Regions from separate parts of the Mus musculus genome. Here region 1 is linked to region 2. A link is a contact called in ENCODE POLR2A ChIA-PET data. All regions are on one chromosome and are shown on one strand. The core of a region is the stretch at or near the end of the contact, and the rest is flanking DNA. Distances in the headings are between cores, read along the strand shown. Region 1 holds the start of Cd24a (CD24a antigen). Region 2 holds the start of Mtres1 (mitochondrial transcription rescue factor 1).

Evidence for each region. ChIA-PET counts read pairs that join two places held with the same protein, here RNA polymerase II (POLR2A).
Region 1: POLR2A ChIA-PET joins it to region 2 with 32 read pairs in Patski. The contact joins the promoter of Cd24a here to the promoter of Mtres1 in region 2. POLR2A ChIA-PET finds 5 or more read pairs at or near these places in 2 of 5 experiments (Patski and embryonic stem cell).

The regions. Positions count from the first base shown.
Region 1 is chr10:43,576,700-43,583,639 of GRCm38, forward strand. It overlaps Cd24a (CD24a antigen), which reads left to right and starts at 2,470. Exons shown (of 2, transcript NM_009846.2): 1 at 2,470-2,623; 2 at 5,905-6,940. The coding sequence starts at 2,555. The coding sequence ends at 6,066.
Region 2 is chr10:43,537,374-43,543,917 of GRCm38, forward strand. It overlaps Mtres1 (mitochondrial transcription rescue factor 1), which reads right to left and starts at 3,645. Exons shown (of 4, transcript NM_026411.2): 1 at 3,567-3,645.

The sequences.
Region 1 (6,940 bases), core at 1,220-3,719, 38 kb after region 2:
GTTCACACACATATTAATACATGAACAATCAGTTTCAAAACCACTCCATGCTACAGCTTCTCCAGAAAGTGTAAATTGGTCATGTTCTAAAGAAGAACTGGGGTTAACGTTAAGATTCCTTCTAGTGGCAGCTTGAGCTCTTGTTGCCTAAGAGAAAAGCGAACCGTGGAAAGCTGGAGGAGCAGGACAGCTCACCAGCAGCCAGCTCAGAGCGGGGCTCTTACACTTGAGGCTTCAGGGGTCATAGGTCAGGACACCCCCTTCTGGGCACAGAATGGCCAACATCCTGCAAACACAGAATCGGTCCGTTCCCCGGGAGATTCTGCACAGGTGGAGAACGGAACAAAACACCACATAGGAGCGAGCCTGCGGCTCAGCTCGCTGTTTCTTTCAAATCACACAGAGAGGTAAACGGGGAAGGTAACTGCTTTCTGTTTCCTGTTCCCTCCAGCCAAGGAGCAAATGCCAAGGGAGAGAGCTAAGAGCTAGGCACTGGAGCGCGCAACAGACACAGCAGTCTTTTGTGTTTGCTTTTGAGATAGGGCCTTGCTTCGTAACCTTGGATAGCCTGGAACTTGCTCATGTAGACCAGGCTGGCCTGGAACTTGCAGTGAGTGATCTTCCCGCCTGTGCCTTCTTAGAGCTTGGTTTCCAGGCATGCACTATCACAGCTGGTGTACATTAATTGCTTAATAACACATCGGTTACAGTGTCACCATCACCTGCGTTTTACAGAAGAAGCAGCCCCAGCTTTTTGTCCAAAGTAAAAAAGAAAAAAAAAAAAAAAAAAAAAAAAAAAGAATGTCTCATAGCATTTGGGCCGATACCTGGCTCCAGAGGCTGTGTTGTTAACTACGGCACCAACACATTTCCTTAAACTAATACCGAGAGGGAGGGGAGAGAGATCAAGTTGGAGGAAGGAGGGGCAAGAATGGAGAACTGAGGGGCAGAAAAAACAAGCCTAGGGCACAAAACAAAACAAAACCCCCAAACCAAATGGAAGCCAGGAATAACTCCAGGAGTAGCCCCATAGCCTGTTGTCCTGAAGAAACTCTGAAGACGGCGCCCTTGGGGTTAGGCGCTATTGAGTCAGTCCTTGCGCCACCCTGGGAGAGGAGCGCCGCCGTTGCTGGGCACAGAACGACCTTTCTATACAGTGTGCTAACTGTTAAACAGAAAGTTCACTGGCGCTATACAAAAATTCCTGTGCGCCCAAGCACACCTCACACGTGGAAAGTTACTGAGCGGTTGTGGCTGACTTGGTAAGGCTCAGGCAGCCACAAACCAACGACTGTGGAGTCCATTGTCAGCTTGCTGCCATAAAACTTTGTTTTTACGAGGCTGTTCTGCAAAAATTGAAATTTAAACAAATTTCCACCGTTGCTAGGTTTGCTTTGTTTTGCTTTAAGGTCTGTAAAACACGTGGGCTAAACTTTAAATAGGAAGGTCCTAAACCCTGTGATTAAAGATTAGAAAATATTCTACCACTAAGTTGTTTTAAAGTTTGCTTTGAAGTTTTCACAAAAGAAGGTCGAAAGAAAGATTCCACTAAAATGTACAGACGGATGACTAATCTTTCTGAATCGGTTTGTCAAATTACTTAAAGGCAACTATGGGTGGAAATGGCTTGAATAAGAAAGCGTTCGAACGCTGAGCAAGTACTGTGCCACAGAGGCAGAACAAGCACGTCCCCAGAAACGTGGAGAATACTGGGACCGAAACCCAGTCCCTCGCAATGTCCCGCCCCGTGGCCGAGCGCAGCTGGCTGTTGCCTAGGTCCGGTTGGATGCTCCCGGGTATGGCCGGGTGCGCGATGCTTGATGCAGCACTAGAGGAACTCAAAACACAAAGCAAGCAGCCAGGGGCGGCCGCCCAGCCGAGCATACTCACGGCTGGGGCCCGGGATCCTGGCGATCCCTGCCGTGCAGCCGCCAAGGGACAGTGCGTGGCGACGCCCGGTCTCCTCCTCGCCAACCCCGCGCACCACGGCCCGGGGACCTGCCAAGCCTGTCCCGTTCCCCCTTGCAGCCGGCACTTGACAAAAACCAGCCCTGAGCTCCGCGCAGTCTGCGCGGCGCCCGCGGCTTCGACTTTTCGTGTTGGGGGGTAAGATGGCAGGGCCGGGGAAACAAAGGAAACTTGGGCCGGCCGGCGTGTGTGGTTCGTGTGCTCGCCCCAGGTCCCGTGTGGGAGTCGCCTGCGCCTGTGCATGCAGCCTGCCCGGGGAAACCCTAGCTGTGCCAGAGCCCGGGGCGCCCGCCCACCTGCCGCGCTGGCCGCCCCGGGACATCCCAAGTCACCCCGGGCCGGTGCAGGCGGCGGGGGAGGGGCCGTGAGAGCCGCACAGGAGGGTGGGGGTGGGGGCGGGGAGGCGGCGGGGGAGGAGGAGAGCACGGGTGGGCGGGCGCCGCACGTCACGGCTATTGTGGCTGTCCCGGTATATAAGGTCCCGCCGGCCGGCCGCGCTCCCCACCTTGCCTGCGCCCGCGCGAGCTTAGCAGATCTCCACTTACCGAACATCTAGAGAGTCGCGCCGCGCGCCGACGGAGCGGACATGGGCAGAGCGATGGTGGCCAGGCTAGGGCTGGGGTTGCTGCTTCTGGCACTGCTCCTACCCACGCAGGTGAGACCCTGTTCTCGATTGGGCACTGGAGACGCGTCCTGGGGCTTGTGTGTGTGTGTTCGCGCGCGCGTAGGAGGGGCAAAGTCTTTGCCTCCGGCCAGGCACTGGGGTAGGGGGAGAATTTTGTGTAACTGACTTGGGGAACTCGTGGTGTGGATTCCCTCGAGAGAGCGCCCCCTTCCCTTCTCACGGAAGGTCTTCGCGCTCCCTGCGAACCACACAAAGAGAGGGAACGGTCCCCTTCGGGGGAGCGTGGCACACGCCCATCCTCCACCGTCCAAACTGGTTTGGAGATCACCCAGGAAGCCCTGGTTGTGGCTTTATCTCCCACAGGTCTTGAAGCTTAGTTAGGGACCTCCCGACTGCACAAACTCTCGCGGTGCGACCCCACACCTCCATCCCTGGCCACCTTAGGAGCCCCATCCCAACCTAGAATCCCCGGGCATTATAGAGACGGAGGGCAGGACTGTAGTGTCCCGATTCTCCGTCAGGCTTTGTCCTAGTCCACAGACGCTTCCTCTCTTAGATTTGTCCCGGGTACAGATCTTGCCCCCCAACGCCATGGGTGGCGCTGCTCTAGCTGCGTTAGGGTGAAGGCGCCGCGCCCAGAATGAGACCTGGAGCTGAGCCTGAGAGACTGGGACGGGACTCAGAGAATCCGACTGTAGCTTTTCACTGCGGTTGGTTCGCTTAGGGATGTCCCTAGGGCTTTTTGCCCCTGAAAAGTTGGGAGCGCCGGATTTTTGGTCCCTAGAGATCCAGGGTCCGGGCTCACCTGGGAGAGCAGCCCAAGAGCTTGAGGCGCGCTTCGTCTTCCCCTTCTCAGGCAGGGTAACTATACCCCATTGTCTTCTCGCTGCGGGTTGACTGTGCCCCGGGGCCTTTCTCAGTTCACCCGATCCCCCATCTAGGAGGGGCTGGGCATCGTGAAACTGGTTGGTCTCACTCAGATTCCCTTCTCCCCAGGGCGCCCCCCCCCCCCGAAATGTTGAGAGGGAGGTGTTGGTTAAACAAATCAAGGGAGATTGGTGGAGAAAAACTGTTTAATGCCAATTTAATAATTAACGTAAAATTTTGTTGATGGTGTTAGAGAGGACCTCTAGACTCAGACTGAACATTGGGCTCCTTTTTCATCATCATTATTATTATTATTTAGTTTTTTTGTCACCTGCTGTACTAAAAGCTCTTTGTATAAATGAAGAGCGGTTACTTTCCGGTACCCCTAAGACAGGCTCCCTGTTTTAAACAACTTAGCATATTAATGTTTTCCTTTTTGTGTGAATGCCACTTCCCGATAGGACAAGCTCTCTTACACACAGTAGGCACCCAGTAAGTATAATTGACTGGATCAGGTGTGGCTAATCTACTTTGGACACAATTTGCACATTTCTTCAGTCAATATTTGGTTAATGACCTTACGCCTGTAGAACAAAAGGTGCTGATGTGGGAGGGCTTATCAAGGGGCCGCCGAAAGTACGTGTGGCTAGATTCTTTGCTGGGTGCCACGTCGCCCTCTCTCTTGCTTGTAATCGGAAGCTCTAGCAAGCCCTGGCAAACCCTCCTTTCAGTGAGGGCTAAAAACTCGGATCAGCCTTTGTTCCATGACAAAGGAGAGTATCACGTGCCTCGCCGGACTGTGCATTTCACGGCTTGCAAAAGCAGCGGTGAATGTGCCACTAGGTTGCTGGGACACAGGGAAAGCCTTGGTTTCGGTCACAGCGTCTAGTCAGTCACCAGGCAATGAGCTGGTGAAATTTAACTCCAAACCCCGCCTTATGTGAAAGGGAGGATGTTTTAACTGAAATCCTTCTGCCGCAGAGCAAGGAGTCTCCGATATTTATTTGAAATGCAGATTAAATTAATCACTGTTGCTGCTAACCTCTGGCGCTGGCAGTGAAGCCTGGCCCCTGAGCGACATCCCTAGGGTGGCCAGCTCCCAGTTTTCAATTTGAGACATTTTTTTTTTCAGGTTTTGGGAAGGGTTATAATTTCAAGATTTCAAATGAGCAGATAGGATACCCAATGTCCTTTTCAGTTTTAAATGTTAAGATACTTCCTTAAAGCAGGCTGTGTGAAGCCAGAGACTCAGCATATCAGGCCAGGCTGTGTGGTCCAGCAAACTCTTAGATCTCAGTCACCACGCAAGTCACCATGCAGACACACGGCCCCTACGCCTCCCTCCCCCTGTTTTGATTGGTTTTGAGATAAGCCCCACTATGAACTGCTGACTGGGCTGGGTTTTTGTTGTTGTTGTTGACTAGAATTTAGAGAGACCTGCCTGCCTCTGCTTCCTCCTGAGTGCCAAGATTAAAGGTGTATGCCACAATTCTTGGCCACACCCAAATTTTCTTCTCTCTCTCTCTCTCTCTCTCTCTCTCTCTCTCTCTCTCTCTCTCTCTCTCTTTCCAGGAATCAAATCTCATAATAGATGGTTGTAAGCCACCACCATATGGTTTCTGGGATTTGAACTCAGAACCTCTGGAAGAGCAGCCAATGCTCTTAACCTCTGAGCCATCTCTCCAGCCCAGGTTTTATTTTCTTGAGACAGAGTCTAGGCATAAAACCCAGGCTGGCCTTAAGGCCTAGATCTCTCGGGTTTCATTCTCTGGTGCTAGGGTTACAGATCAGAACCACTGACCTGGCTCGATTACAGTTTCAAAAATTTTAAGCAACTTTAAAATATCCCCTTGTCTAGGGAAATAGGAAACCTAGCCTGCAATGTTAGCCAATCCATATAGTATCTGAAACCGGATTAACCAGCTACTTTATTACACTGTGCAGAACTAGACACATTTATGCTCTTGGCAGTCTGGAGAACTCTGTTTTTGAGACCGACGGTCTCATGTAGCCAAGGCGGGACTGGAACTCTTGACTCTTCGCCTCTGCTTTCCAAGTGCTGAGATGGTGAATCACCACATTGGGCTTTAAGAACTTTTGTTGTTACTATTTGCATTCTTTAGGTATCCATGGCGGTGGTTTTTAAAACTAAAGAGAATTATTTTGGTGAGATTTCAAGCGAGAATGATTTCAGGAATTCAGAATTTGAAATGCGGCTAAGAGAACAATGTGGGGAAAAAAGAGTCTTAGGGCGGATCAGGGACTGGAGAGTGTAATTCAGTGGTGGAGCGTGAATACTTAGTGTCCCTAAGACCCTGTGTTTGGCTTCTACCTGCAGCTACAGAGACTATTATCTGCTTGAGTGTTATTACAGAGTGCAAATGGAGATAGCTGTGGATGGTTCTGAAATTTATCTGTGATTTCTTTTTCCTTATTTATTTTAGATTTACTGCAACCAAACATCTGTTGCACCGTTTCCCGGTAACCAGAATATTTCTGCTTCCCCAAATCCAAGTAACGCTACCACCAGAGGGGGTGGCAGCTCCCTGCAGTCCACAGCTGGTCTCCTGGCTCTCTCTCTCTCTCTTCTACATCTCTACTGTTAGAGACTCAGGCCAGGAAACGTCTCTACTTCCCCATCTTCTACACCTACCCCAAATGGCAACCACAAGTCCAATGTGATCAGGAAGAAACAGGTCCACCTCGAATTGGCTGTTACCATATCTCAACAGAAAACACGGAGAATTCGAAATTCGACGGGATTAAAGGACGCGTGAAAGGTTTGAGAGAAGAGAGATGCCGCTATTGAATCTGCTGGAGTTTTACATCCCAAGATGAAGACAGCATTCAGAATTGATGTGATTTCCTTGAATGTGGCTTAGGAAATGTGGACACTTAAAACTCTCACTTGAAATTGGGCACAGGTTTGATGTAGAGATAAGGACGGGGTGCGGAATGGAGACCCATTTTGTCATTGATTCATCTGACCGATAAGGCCATAGTGCAGTTAGGTGATATTCGAAAGCTTCTTTGATGCTCTTTATGTATATGTTGGAAGGAACTACCAGGCGTTGCTTTAAATTCCCAATGTGTTGTTTCGTTACTACTAATTTAATACCGTAAGCTCTAGGTAAAGTTCCATGTTGTTGAACTCTGACTGTTCTCTTTGGAATTGAACGTTTTGCATCCTCCTCCTGTGGCTTTAGGTCTGACATTGTATTTGACCTTTACTAGTAATTAACATGTGCCAGGCAATGGTGGATTGGAACCCATCCCCAAGTCCAGCCACCACTGAATAAATCTGATTTCAAAAGTCAAACAGTAGACATTTCCCATTGTCGTTTCTCACTCACCACAAGCACCAAATTCACTAGAGTACACTGGTTCCAGAGAGCAGAATCATGTTGGCCTTGGCTAATTTCAAAATGCTGTCTTTTACTTTGGTATATGTTGAGGGCTTTTCATAATTTAAAGTGTGTT
Region 2 (6,544 bases), core at 2,395-4,894:
GCCAGCCACCCAGCCTAGCGATGATGGCAAGCTTCAGGTTCAGTGAGAGACCAGTCTTGAGGCAATGAGGTAGACAGTGATGGAGTGACAGAATTCCAATGACCTCACCTAGCTTCCATATCACATACACAAACATACTCACTCTCTTCACTCACACACACACACACACACACACACACACACACACACACAATTTCTTTTCCTTTTGTATGGCCTCCTGACGGTCCCAGATCTTCTGCCATCCTTATCATTTGTCCCTTTCCAGATTCTGGTAGCGCCAATATGTCTTTTGCCTTCGCACCCCCACGCCTCCCTTTTGAGGTAAGGTTTCATGTATTCTAGGCTGCTTTAAACTCACCATGCTAGCAAAGGCTACTTCCGAACTTTTGCTCCTCCCGCCTTGGCCTCTTGTACTGGGTTTACAGGTATGGATTACGATCCTTGTCCACCTGAGCAGAGTCAGTACAGAGGACCCGTGACTGCTGTTTGTAGTAAGGCCTGCTGCCAACCCTGTGCTGACTAGTGACTGTGAAACTGGACTTCAGCAGAGTTCCCCACATTCTCCAAACTTAAGTGACTCACTCTACTGAGACTGTGATCTGCTTCACACTGAGCACTTAGCTTTTCTCCTAGAAGCCTGCCCTAAGTTGCTGTGGAGGAATTCCACGCTTCCTGCATGATCCCAAGGCAGACTTGTAGATAACACCAGGCCTGGCTTCCTTCTTTTTGCCCATGTCTCTCCCTTTTCCTTACTTTGCATCATAAACCCACAATGTAATAAATCATAGCTGCGGGTATGGCTATATGCTGAGGCCCACAGACACAATGTCTAACTAAGTGTCTGACATGACCAAACCCAGAACCAAACACGTGATATCAGACCTGCTGAACCTGGAACCTTCTTCATTTTAGTTAATGTAACAGCATCTGCCTGGTGACTCAAAACAGAAGCTAGTGGCTTTCCTTTCTTTCTTTTCAAGGCAAGGTCTTGTTATATAGCCCTGTTGTCCTTCAGTTCACAGCCTCCCCGGGGCTCCCACACTTTGGGATTACAAGCACGTCACACCATGTCCCGCTTCTCATGACTTTCCACTGCCTTGCTTTGAGACAGGGTCTCAGGTAGCTCAAATTCTCTAGGCTGCCTTGAAACTCTTCTGCCTCCAAAGTGCTGGTGACTGGAGACTACAGGTGTCCACTCCTGGACAGTTTTCTTCTTCTTTTTTCGAGACAGGGTTTCTCTGTATAACCATGGCTGTCCTGGAACTCACTCTGAAGACCAGGCTGGCCTCGAACTCAGAAATCCGCCTGCCTCCCGAGTACTGGGATTAAAGGTGTGCACCACCACGCCCGGCTTCCTGGATTATTCATGTTAATTACTGTTGTTTGTATACATGGTGTATATAAGTCGTCTCTCTCTCATCTTGGCAACACATCTGGCTTTCTGGCATGGGTTTCAGGGAGTGAATACGACTTCAGGTTTGGCATGGTAAAAGTTCAGGCCAGCATGAACTACCAGGCAAGACTATAAAAGCAGCTCCCCCAAAGCATTCAAAAGAAAAAAACACTCCTGGGCCTGGTGGGGCAGGGTGATGTGACGGATCAATGGCTGCTTAGGCCAGAGTGTGGCCGAGGCCAGCCTGGTTAACTCAATGAGAGCCTGTTTCACAGAATTAAGAAAGGTGCTACTGTAAACCCGGTCCAAAAGTCCATGGCTGGGAAGATCCTGGGGAACCTGTTGTTGGTTTGCTACACAAATATGGTGTCAAAGTGCCTTCTACATATACACCCAGAAGTTAGCTTTAAAAAGCTTCTCTTTGCAGTGGGCATCAGTTAAAGTATAAACTGATTAAAGTACGGGGACTTACGTGCTCAGCCCTAAATGAGACAGCTACACCACACCCTCACACACAAAACCCAAACTAAACAAAACCTGAACAGTGACAACCGTGTCTGTCTTACTTGGTCAGCTTCAGCCCCTGCCGCACTGACACTAGTCTTCATGGTCCTTACACACAAGCAGCTATCCTTAAAGAGTGTTTTCCATGGCTACAACTGATTTAGAGCTGGGGTGATTATAAAGGATAGAGATTTTTTTTTACTCATGCCTCTAGAGTCTGGGAAATTCAAGTCAACTGCCTCTAACCCTCTTCTCCCCTTAAACAAACTCCCCTTCCCTTCTGCCCTTTAGAAGCTGCCATTTGGTGAAAGGACTTCTTGCTGCATCACAAGGTGGAAGATAAGGATGGTGTAAGCATGCCAGAGAGAGCTTGTTTTCATAACAAAGCCACGTACTCCCTTAATACCCACTAATACCGACTGTCCATTCTTCAGAAAGAACCTTCATGGCCCTGCTCTTCCTAAAGGTACTGCACCAAATTCCTAACACATGAAACTAGGGGGACACATTCTGGACAAACTAGGGACCTTTGTTCCAGACAGGCCTAGAACACTCTCACTTAGGTATCTGCAAGGAAACTCACCTTCAAGTCTAGACTCAAACACATCCCCTCAGCGGGGCCTACCCATTCCATTCCAACTATTCCAACGCAACTCCACCTTGCCAATCGGTCCCCTTTACCACACTTACCCCACCCCCAGAGCTAATCACAGGCTGCTGTGTAATTTACCAGATGCTGTCTGCATGTGCATACACTCCACAAGACTAGACTTCTTCTTCATCCCTGTTTTATTTATCTCACGTGCACAGAAATAGTGCCTGGTAATTAAAAACTTGCAGAAGCTAGGAACGCTGTTGCAAGCCTATAATTCAAGCATCTGGGAAAGAGGCAGGAGCTCACGTGTTCAAGGACATCGTTCACTATAAAAGTAAGAAGCCAGTCACAACGAGGCCGCCTTAAAAAAGTCTTATAGACCTAAGTCTGGAGGTCACCCAGACGGCACGAGAGATACAGAGAGTTTTAGTAGGAAAGTAACCCGGCAGGAGTCCATATGAAAAAATCTCCTTGACGGCAGTTTGCATTAGAGATGACTAGGAAAGAAAGCCCGTAAGGTTCGTTTCGGGTGAGATTTCTATAAAGCTATAGACTCTATAACGAAGGCTAAGACTGGCAGAAGAGCAGTGTTTAGGATACACAGGCAAAGCTGTCCTTGACCTGCACTACGCTGGGAGTGGATCCACGTTCCTTAGCGTGTCACCGCTCTGTAAGACCCGGGCCTGGCCTCCAGTTGGTTGGGTCTACAGCTACGAAACCCTTCCCTTCTGCGGACGTCGGAAGCGGACTTCTACACAAGATCGAGTTCCCCTGGAGCCCTCCCATCCCGAACCTTCCCCAGGTCCCCCAAGGTCAAAGGAAACTGGACACTCCCACGCCGCCCAGCCCCGAGTCAGTGTGTCTGCAGCTTGCTGCACCCAAGTCCGGGGACGCACAGCCTGGGCCAGCTTAATTCCCACGGTCCCGGGGTTCGAGAGGCGTCCCTAGGCAACCCCAACTCTGCGGAACGGGAAGGGTTCGCAGACACGGCCGGAGCGCCGCAGGGCAGAAGCCAGCCGAGGGCGAAGCGCCCGGCGAGGGGCTGAGCCGGCGGGCCAGTAGGGGCGCACTCACCTGCGCAGTCCGCTGGTCCCTCCCCGGACCGCGCCGACCGCAGGCGGGAGCCACCTCCGCACCTGCCCCGCCTCTTCCGCCCCAGCCTACGCAGAGAGTGGACCCCTAGGCGCATCTGAGCACGGTGGTGGCCTCACAGCGTCCCCTGCTGGACGCGGCGCCTTGGAGGACCACGCTGTTGAGGTCGGGGTGTGGGGAAGTGAGGTGGGGGGGGGGGGGGGGGGGAGAGGGGACGTGGGAGGCCCATCCCAGGCCCGCTGAGCTTGGCAGCCAGTTCCAGAAGAATTTGGTTTGGAAGCAAAAGTTCTTTCTCTCGAATAGCCAAAGCCCTGAACTTCTTAGTGAGTTATAGATGTTGTCTCCAGAAAACTGTCTTAACATCACAGAATATAAGAGTTTACTTCTAACCCGTCCGTGTGTAGGTGTATCGCTGTAATCCCAACACTGGAGAGACCGAGGTAGGAAGAATGGGGGTTCAAGGTTTTCCTTGGGTACATGACTAGGAAGTTCGAGGCCAGGCTGAGCTACAAAGAAATAAATATAAATGGGAATAAATAAAATACCTCACATTGGGTGTGATCCTATCATTGGGGGAGTGGAGGCAGAAAGATCAAGTAAGTCACTTGACCTGTCTTTGGCTACATAACAAGCTTGAGACCAGCTTGGGTTACATGAAACCCTGTCTCAATATATCAACCCCTGACCCCCCACCCCCCAAAAAAAACTAAGTCACACCGTTTTCGTTCAGTTTTCTTGCCATGCCAGAAGTGATTGGACAGGGGTTAGAGTCTAGGAAAACACGGTTTAGTGGAACCAGTGAAAACAAACCTTGGGAGTCAGATGGAATATAGCCCAGACACTAGAGTACAGTCAGTTTCACAAAAGTTGTTTTTTTGTTTTGTTTTGTTTTGTTTGTTTGTTTTTAAAACGTAAATACTTTTACGTGTATGAGTGTCTTTGCCTGCATGTACCATGTGCCTCTATGCTGAAGGAGGCCAGAAGAGGGCATTGCATCTCCTGGGACTGGAGTTACAGATGGTTGCTAACCACCATGCAGATGCTGGGAATGGAATCTGGCTCATCTGGAAGAGCAGCCAGTGCCCTTCCCTCTGGAGCCCAGGTTTAGATATGTTTGCGTTAACGTTTGTTGGGATATATGCTGTATTAAACGAGAAGTAGCCTTCCTGATTTTCTTCTTTTTCAGACGTTTCCCTTCCAAGTCTGTGAGCTCTGTTCCCCGCCTTTTCATTGATGCTCCTTTCTCCTAAGTTGGCACAATAGTTTCTTGATTGTGTTTGTATAAGAGGAATGCACAACTACAAATTGTTTCAAATGCTGAAATGATACATCTACACGGTTGACATTGTGAGATCAGGAGGGATACACAGTTGCATTTACTTGTAGGTCAACACCTGCCATCATGTTTGACCTAGGGAACTCAGGTCTTTTAGTCTTGGCAGCGAAAGCCTTTATCCTTTGAGCCAGTTCACCACCCCTTGGGAAAAAATTTTTTAAAAAAATTAAAAAGATTGCAGGGTATGGTAGCCCATGTCTTTAGTTTTAGCATTTGTGAGGCAGAGGCAGGCAGATCTCTGTGGGTTTGAGACCAGCCAGGTCTAAAAAGCAAGTCTAGAACAGCTAGGGCTCCTTTCACAGAGAAACACTGTCTCAAAAAACAAAACAAAACAAAACAAAACAAAAAAACCAAACAACCAAACCAACCAAACAAAAAATGTTATTTCTGTGGGTGTCTGTGGGTGTGTAGGTCAGAGGACAGCTTGCCGGAGTCTGTCTACTATGTGGGGCCCAGGGATCAAAATTGCATTGCCAGGTCTGGTAGCAAGTGCGTTTACCCACTGAGCCATCTCACAGGGTGAAATCTTTTTAAGATGACATACAGAGGACCAGGAGAGATGGCTCAGTGGTTAAGAGCACTGGTTGCTCTTCCAGAGGATGTGGATTTGATTCCCAGCACACATATGGTGGCTTATACTATCTGTAGCTCCAGTTCCAGAGACCAATCCCTCTTTTGACATGTGAGAGCATCAGGCACACACACACACACAAGCAAAATTAATATTTGAATACACATTTATTTTCTTTATTAATTCTTCAGGTATTGTAGAAAAAACACTTGTTCATAATAATTAGTAATTCTGTAGAAAAGAAAAAATAGTTAATACAAAGGCCTTTATATGTGTAATTTAAAAAATATTTATTTGGGCAGGAGAGATGGTTCAGCAGTTAAGAGCACTGACTGCTCTTCCAGAGGTCCTGAGTTCAATTCCTAGCAACCACTTGGTGGCTCACAACCACCTGTAATGGGATTAATGCCCTCCTCTGGTTTGTCTGAAGAGAGTGACAGTGTACTCAGATACATAATATAAATAAATAAATCTAAAAAATATTTATTTTATGTCTATTCAAATATTATCTCATATAGCTTGACTGACCTTGAACTTGCTCTGTAGCTAAGGATACGCTTGGACTTCTTGTTTTCCTGCCTCCAGCTCTTGAGTTCTACTGTAGGCCAGTGCAATCACACTTGGCTTTTATTTAAAATATACATTAAAAAGAAAAAGCGGGAGGCAGAGGCAGGCGGATTTCTGAGTTTGAGGCCAGCCTGGTCTACAGAGTGAGTTCCAGGACAGCCAGGACTATACAGAGAAATCCTGTCTCAAAAAATCCAAAAAAAAAAAAAAAAGGCCTGGAGGTGTAGCTCAGTGGTAGAGTACTTGCACAGCGTATGTGTGCTCTGGAGTTACTGTAAAAATAAATAAATAGCAAATAAATTAAAAATAAAGCTGGACATGGTGACTCACTCATGCCTATAATTCTAGATCACTTGGGAGGTGAGGCAGTTGAGCCTCTGGGAGTTTGGGGCTAGCTTAGGCTACAGAGTGAGCCAGCCTGGACTACAAAAACCCTGTCTCTAAAAGCAAAACAGGATCAGACAGTGTGGTTCAGTTGGTAGAGTG